Regions from separate parts of the Homo sapiens genome. Here regions 1 and 2 are each linked to region 3. Evidence: chromatin loops called from intact Hi-C (ENCODE). Cell type or tissue: GM12878. All regions are shown on one strand. Region 1 has its middle 62 kb from the start of PLCG2. Region 2 has its middle 14 kb from the start of CMIP. Region 3 overlaps CMIP (c-Maf inducing protein).

Region 1 (2,500 bases), 240 kb before region 3:
CATTCTCAACAATACCACCTCCTCCAGGAAGTCTCCCGTGATGCCCATAGGCCTGGGTTCACTGCCCACCATCTGTGCCTGCCTTAGTGTCCTGTCATGGCATTTGCCATGCAGTATGTGACTGACTCCTTGCCAGCATGCTTGGGTGCTGAGCCCCTGGAGGACAAGGGCCATGTCTCTTGCTGCTGTTTCTTCTTTCTCTAAACCACTTTATTGTGGTCTAATTAACACAGAGGAAGCCATGCATATTTAACGCTTACAACTTGATGATTACGGAGATGAGTATACAGCCGTGAAACCATGCTGAAACAGCCTTTGCAAAATTATAACAGGAAAAATGACGGCAGTGAAAGAAATCAGACCTAACCAAATCAATCTTGCTTCTAACCTTTAAGCTGTCCTTGCTCATTCCTGGGTGTAGGCCGAACTAACTTTAGGAAGGAATTCAGTTCATGGTTTGACTCTGAAACAAAATTGATAAGAGCCCTTTCCCAGAAAGACCCCCTTCTTGCCTGGGGACCAGACTGCCTTTGCAGGACTAACAAATTAGCTACAAGGTTAGAAATTACAGTTTAGGGCCAGGCACAGTGGCTCATGCCTGTAATCCCAGCACTTTGGGAGGTCGAGGCGGGCGGATCACCTGAGGTCAGGAAGGTCAGGAGTTCGAGATCAGCCTGGGCAACACGGTGAAACCCCGCCTTTACTAAAAATACAAAATTAGCCGGGCATGGTGGCACATGCCTTTAATCCCAGCTACTCGGGAGGCTGAGGCAGGAGAATCGCTTGAACCTGGGAGGTGGAGGATGTGGTGAGCCGAGATTGTGCCATTGCACTCCAGCCTGGGAAACAAGAGTAAATCTCCGTCTCACAAAAAAAAAAAAAAAAAAAAAATTTCAGTTTAGGGATCATGCAGCCTCTGGCTCCAAGAGTATGAACCTTCCCCAGATTGCTCCTGGGCATAACATCACTATCGTAAAACCTAAGATCAGTGCTTGAGATATGTTGCAGACCCTGCACTCATGGATCAGCTGACACCACCCAGACAGGTAATCTGGCTCAACCAGTTCTGCCATCCCACCCAGGGACAGAAAACAGCAAGAAAACCTCACTTCAACCCCCTGTGATTCCATCTCCAGCCCCACCAATCAGCCCTCCCCACTTCCCAAGCCCCCACTCGCCAAATTATCTTTAAAAACTCTGATTCCCAAATATTCAGGGAGACTGATTTGAATAAAAATGAAACTCTGGGCTCCCGCACAGCTGGCTCTGTGTAAATTACTCTTTCTCCATTGCATTTCCCCTGTCTTGATCAATTGGCCCTATCTTGATCAATTGGCCCTGTCTAGGCAGTGGGCGTGGTGAACCTGTTGGGTGGTTACATACAAGAAGCCGTACATATTTAACACATACAACTCGGTGAGTGTGGGGATGAGCATACACCCGTGAAACCATACTGAAACTGCCTTTGCAAAATTTTAACAGGAGAAATGATGGCAGTGAAAGAAATCAGACCTAACCGACTCTATCTTGCTTCTAACCTTTAAGTTGTCCTTGTTCATTCCTGAACGTAAGTCAAACTAACTTTGGGAAGGAATTCAGTTCATGGCTTGACTCTGAAACAAAATTGGTAACAGCCCTTTCCTGAAAAGACCTCCTTCTTGCCTGGGGACCAGACTGCCTTTGCAGGACTAACAAATTAGCTACAAGATTAGAAATTTCAGTTTAGGGGTCATGCAGCGTCTGGCTCCAAGAGTCTGAACCTCCCCAAATTGCTCCTGGGGATAACATCATAGTCTATGCCATAAACCTTTCCATCTCCTTCAAAAGTTTCCTCCCGCCCCAGTTATTTGTTATTACGATTGTGTGTGATAATAACATCTCCATGCTTAGCAAATCTTAAGTATATACTGTAATATTGTTAACTATGGTCATTATGCGTATGGTACTTCTCAAGGGTTTTTCCATCTTGCATACCTGAAACTTCGTTCCCTTTGACCAATACCTCCCCACTTCCCCCTCCCTTCAGCCCTTGGCAACCACCATTCCACTTTCTGTTTCTATGAGTTTGATTATTTTAGATTCCTCATAGAAGTGGTATTATGCAGTATCTGTCCTCCTGTGCCTGGTTTATTTCACTTAGCACACATGCCCTCCAGTTCCTCCACGATGCTGCAAAGAGCAGGATTCCCTTCTTTGTAAAGGCGTAAAGGACACCACTTTGGAATGGTGTTCCATTGTGTGTATATATCACATTTTCTTTATCCATTCATCTGCTGAGGGACAATTGGGCCGATTCTGTATCTTGACAGTTGTGGACAGTCCTGCAGTGAACATGACAGTGCAGATCTCTTCTCTAGATCCTGATTTCAATTCCTTTGGATATGTTCCCAGAAGTGCGATTGCTGGATCATATATGGTAGTTCTGTTTTTCATTTTTTGAGGAAGCTCCCTGCTGTTTTCCACAGTGGCTATCCACCAATTTCCATTCTCACCAACAACG
Region 2 (2,500 bases), 50 kb after region 3:
CCAGGCTCAAAGAGGAAAGTCATTTGCCCAAAGTCTTCCAGAGAGACGGCCTCAAAGCCAGGTTTCTGTATCAGTTCCATGGAGCTGCCGCCAACTAGGGGGCTTTAAACAACTACAAGAAATTTATTTTCTCATAGTTCTGGGGGCCAGAAGTCCAAGATCAAGATGTTGGCAGGCTGGTTCCTTCTGCGGGCTGTGGGGGAAGTGTCTGTTCCATGCCTCTCTCTGCTGGTGATCTTTGGCATTCCTTGGCTTGTAGACAGACACATCATCGCAATCTCTGCCTTCATGCTCAAGGCGTTCTCCCTGTGTGTCTGTGTCCAAACTTCCCCTTTTTATAAGGACACAGTCATCGGATCGGGGCCCACCCTGCTCCAGTATGACCTCATCTTCACTTATTACATCTGCAAAAACTTTATTTCCAAAAAAGGTCACATGCTGAGGGCTAGGACTTGTATTTTGGGAGCGCACAATCCAATCCATAGCAGAGCCCAAAGCCCACCACAGCAGTGCATGTGTTCTGCCCCCAGCCCGGCTGGTTCTCCGTAAGCACACCCTGCTCGCCGGGCCTCCATTCAGCCCCCAGGGCGTCGCTCACCCGGTTTTATCTGGGACAGGCATGGACCCAAGTCTGCCCTACTGTCCTCGAGCTCACACTAGAATATTCACAGGGAGCAGTCATGATTTCTGAGGCTCCACTCCGGGTGCCATGGGCGGGACCTGACTCGACTTTGCGCTGAGCACTTAGGACAGCTTTGTTCAGCCGGACGGCCCATTGTCTGTTTCCCAACCACGCTCCAGTTTCATCAGGCAATTTTAGAGGCATTAAACCTGAACAGCTCACAAAGGACTAATGAGTTTCATTCAGCGTGGATGACAATGACCCGTGAATCTGAGCTGGACAGTGTCCCCTCTGCCTGAGTGGTTTCACAATAGCAGTGGTTGACAGGTGGCTGGGTCCTGGGCCAGGGATTCAGGCAAGTAGTTTACTTCTCTCTTTATTCATTTTTTTCTATTTTGTTTGGCTAAAAATCTTAAGCAGATTTTACTCAGGGGTTAACTAGGCAAATCTCTCTCAAAGGTTAGTTGCAGCTGAGAAACCCTAGATCTGTATGAAAGTGGGAAAGCTGACTCATTTCTTTGACCATGACAGACACCACCAATCAATCGTGGACTCAACCCTGAAGGCCACAGGGGACTGGAATCCAGGCCTGTGTACATTAGATTCTGTGTTCATTTCATACCATTATTTGGTGACTTGCAGGATTTTTTTTTTTTTGAAACAGATTCTTGCTCTGTTGCCCAGGCTGGAGCACAGTGGCACCATCTTGGCTCACAGCAGCCTCTGCCTCCCGGGTTCAAGCAATTCTCCTGCCTCAGCCTCCCGAGTAGCTGGGATTACAGGGGTGCACCACCACACCCGGCTAACTTTTGTATTTTTAGTAGAGACTGGGTTTCACCATGTTGGCCAGGCTGGTCTCGAACTCCTGAGCTCAAGTGATCCACCTGCCTCGGCCTCCCAAAGTGCTAGGATTACAGGCGTGAGCCACGATGCCCGGCCTTTGTTTTTTTTTGTTTGTTTGTTTTTTGTTTTTGTTTTTTTTTTTTTGAGACAGGGTCTCGCTCTTTTGCCCTGGCTGGAGTGCAATGGTGTGATCATAGCTCACTGCAGCCTCAACCTTCCAACCTCAAGCAATCCTCCTGCCTCAGCCTCCCAAGTAGCTGAGACTATAGGCTTGCAGCACAGACTGGGCTAACATTTTTTGTTTGTTTAATAAACAAAACGTTTTTTGTTTCTCTAACATTTTTTGTTTAACAAACAAAATATTTTTTGTTTCTCTCACATTTTTTTTTGTTTTTTAGTAGAGATGGGGCTTCACTGTGTTGCTCAGGCTGGTCTTGAACTCCTGGGCTCAAGAGATGCTCCTTGCTGGGCCCGGTGGCTCATGCCTATAATCCCAGCAATTTGGGAGGCCGAGGCAGGTGGATTTCTCAAGATCAGGAGTTCAAGACCAGCCTGGTCAACATGGTGAAACCCCGTCTCTACTAAAAATACAAAAAAAACTAGCCGGGCATGGTGGCGGGTGCCTGTAATCCCAGCTACTTGGAAGGCTGAGGCAAGAGAATTGCTTGAACCCAGGAGGTGGAGGTTGCAGTGAGCAGAGATCACGCCATGGAACCCCAGCCTGGGCGACAGAGTTAGACTCCATCTCAAAAAAAAAAAAAAAGAGAGATCCTCCTGCCTCAGCCTCCCAAAGTGCTGGAATTATAGGTGTGAGCCACCATGCGCAGCCTGAGCACGGAGGCAACTCGCAGCTTTGAGTCTGTACTTGGTATTTACCTCTTTGAAAGGAGAAGTGCTAAAGGGGCCATCAATACATACTAATTCTAGCAGCCATGTCACTCTTACTTATCCCCAGGAAGAGATCAGCAAGCTAGAACATTTTTCTTGCCAGGGCTAAAAAAAAAAAAATTTTAAATCTATAGGGGTCTTCTGGGG
Region 3 (2,500 bases):
TCCCATGACCTGCCTCGCTGACCCCAGGGCTGACCCTGTGAGTCAGGCCCTATCTCACCCCCATTTTACAGTTGGGAACGGGCTCAGCTTAGGATGTGGTGGAGTTTGGATTCAAACCCAGCCCCAGTGACTCCGAAGCCCGGGTTTGTCACCTTCTCCAGCAATGGGAAGATGCAGCCTGCATTTCCTGCCCAAAGCACATTATGCTCCTAGCTCTCCCTCTTCCTGTCACTGTGAAAGGGAAGCTCCTAGGTGGGGGAGGGGCAGGGGCTTCCCCAACACACACCGTCCTCCTGGGACACGCATGTCCACCAGGCTCAAGTGGGAACAGAGGTCCTCTCTCCAGAAGCTACTTAGCAGGTGACCAACTCCCAGTCTGCCCCATGACTTAAAAGGCCCTCTGCTGTCTCACCCTCCCCTCCAGGAGCTCCTCCTCCAGGTACTTAGGCGCCCAGCACCCCTCCAAAGCCAAGCACCCACTCACCTCCAGGCCTTAGATTGCCTGCCCACCAGCCTCACTCTCCCCTGCTATGATAGGCACAATAATGGCCCTAATCATCCTACTCCCTTCAACCTGTGACTATGTGGCCTGACATGGCAAAGGGACCCTTAGAGTTGCTTAAGCTGAGGATCTTGAGACGGAAGGTGCCCCTGAATGATCTGGTGAGCCCAGTGTAACCACAGGGTCCTTATAAGAGGCGGCAGGGACAGGCCCGGTAGCTCATGCCTATAATCCCAGCACTTTGGGAGGCCAAGGAGGGTGGATCACTTGCGGTCAGTAGTTCGAAACCACCCTGGCCAACATGGTGAAACGCTGTCTCTGCTAAAAATACAAAAATTAGCTAGGTGTGGTGGCGCACACCTATAATCCCAGCTACTCAGGAGGCTGAGGCACAAGAATCACCTGAACCCGGGAGGCAGAGGTTGCAGTGAGCCAAGATTGCGCCACTGCACTCCAGCCTGGGTGACAGAGTGAGACCCCCTCTCAAAAAAAAAAAAAAAAGAGGGAGGCGGGAGGGCCAGAGCCAGAGGAGATGTGAAGACTGAAGCAGAGGTTGGAGTGATGCTGCCACGAGGGAAGGAATGCGAGCAGCCTCTAGATAATGGAAAAGGCAACAGACCCTTCCCTTAGGCTTCCAGAAAGACAACACCTCAACTTTAGCCCCTACGAGACTCACTGTGGACTTCTGACCTCCAGAACTGTAAGATAATAACTTTGTGTTGCTTTAAGCCACAAAGCCTGTGGTCATTTGTCATAGCAGCCACAGGAAACTAGTGTACCCATCCCCCCAAGACCTCAGTTGAAACAGCACCCTCTGGGAGCCGCTCTGGCCCTGGCATGGCCCCATCCCACGCAGATGCTCCCTGGACTTCCTCTTTCATAATTATCTGTCAGTGTTACTTAGTCAAGCTCTGAAGCCATCAGCTCACATTCAATTTCAGTCTCCGCTTCTCACAAGCTGTGTAACGTTGGGAAAGCTTCTCAGCCTTCCTGAGCGGCCCTGTCCTCATCTGTTACACACAGTCGCTCAAGGCCCTCACCTGTACACCTGCCATGAGGCTGGAATGAGGGAGCTCATGCAGAGACAGGGCCCGGCACACCCAGATGAGGGTGACACAACAATCCGTACCACCTGCCAGACCATGAGGATAATGGAGACTGTGCCTGTCTCATCACCGCATATTCCTAAGAGCCCCAGACGGCGCCCAGCTATCAGGTCTCAACAATATTTGTTGAATAAATCATGAGTCCCACAGCCATCAAAAATCTCAAACGCAAATAGGAGGGACAAACCATGTGCAGCTGAGGGAGACAGCCGGGCCAAAGCCCTGAGGTGTGCACAGCTTCTCCAGCTCCATTCAATGGCCCACCACTAGTTCAAACTGGGCAGAGCAGCTCTCACCGATGTCAAAGCCATCCCGTGAAAACACTGCATTCAGCCTCAACTTTGGACCCCACCCTGACATCACACACAGGCTTCTTTCCCACTCTGCTTCAGCTGAGGTCCCCACCAGGAGGGCCAAGGGGAGACTCCCTCCATGATAAGTGAGGCAAACCACCCCCGTCCTTTCCCAACAATGTTGGGGAAACTGATGTCATCATAACAGTCCCCTTGCACAAGGTGGCTGTAAAGGTAAAATGAGAGAACGTGAATCAGTGCCTGGCATACAGCTGGCACCCCATAAATCCCAATTAGATAGTTTTTAATTATTTTACCCCATAGCAAACACATAAGTAGCAACAGGTGCCCCTTCCAAAATCACCTGCAAAACAACAGAGGGAGGCTGGAGCAGCAGAATGGGTCAGGGCTTTGGACTCAGGTGGAGATTTTATTATTATTTTTTGATACAGTCTCACTCTGTCGCCCAGGCTGAAGTGCAGTGGCACGATCTTGGCTCACTGCAGCCTCTGCCTCTCGGGTTCAAGCGATTCTCATGCCTCAGCCTCCTGAGTAGCTAGGATTACAGGTGTGTGTCACCACGCCTGGCTAATTTTTAT

What was found. A loop is a pair of places that touch in the nucleus more often than their neighbours do. Peaks named below come from ENCODE experiments on the same cell type or tissue, not always from the same donor. Only the 100,000 strongest peaks of a DNase experiment are listed, where the experiment ranks them.
Region 1: a loop joins it to region 3, with 15 times the contacts of the local background. A loop is called at or near these places in 3 of 110 quality-filtered maps.
Region 2: a loop joins it to region 3, with 5 times the contacts of the local background. A loop is called at or near these places in 27 of 110 quality-filtered maps.

Annotation. Positions count from the first base shown.
Region 1 is chr16:81,715,561-81,718,060 of GRCh38, reverse strand. No RefSeq gene overlaps it. Among named protein-coding and RNA genes, the nearest start is that of PLCG2, 62 kb to the left of the region's middle. RefSeq lists enhancers at 74-273, 294-373 and a silencer at 698-921. In GM12878, no CTCF peak of the experiment used is centred here; DNase peaks (open chromatin) are centred at 240, 1,410 and 2,030; H3K4me3 peaks cover 1,210 bases; H3K27ac peaks cover 2,091 bases.
Region 2 is chr16:81,430,037-81,432,536 of GRCh38, reverse strand. No RefSeq gene overlaps it. Among named protein-coding and RNA genes, the nearest start is that of CMIP, 14 kb to the left of the region's middle. RefSeq lists an enhancer at 1-29. In GM12878, no CTCF peak of the experiment used is centred here; a DNase peak (open chromatin) is centred at 1,126; H3K4me3 peaks cover 576 bases; H3K27ac peaks cover 694 bases.
Region 3 is chr16:81,480,384-81,482,883 of GRCh38, reverse strand. The region is part of intron 1 of CMIP (c-Maf inducing protein); the gene reads right to left. Among named protein-coding and RNA genes, the nearest start is that of CMIP, 37 kb to the right of the region's middle. RefSeq lists enhancers at 1,640-1,709, 1,740-1,829. In GM12878, a CTCF peak has its summit at 1,328; a DNase peak (open chromatin) is centred at 1,333; H3K4me3 peaks cover 1,134 bases; H3K27ac peaks cover 2,462 bases.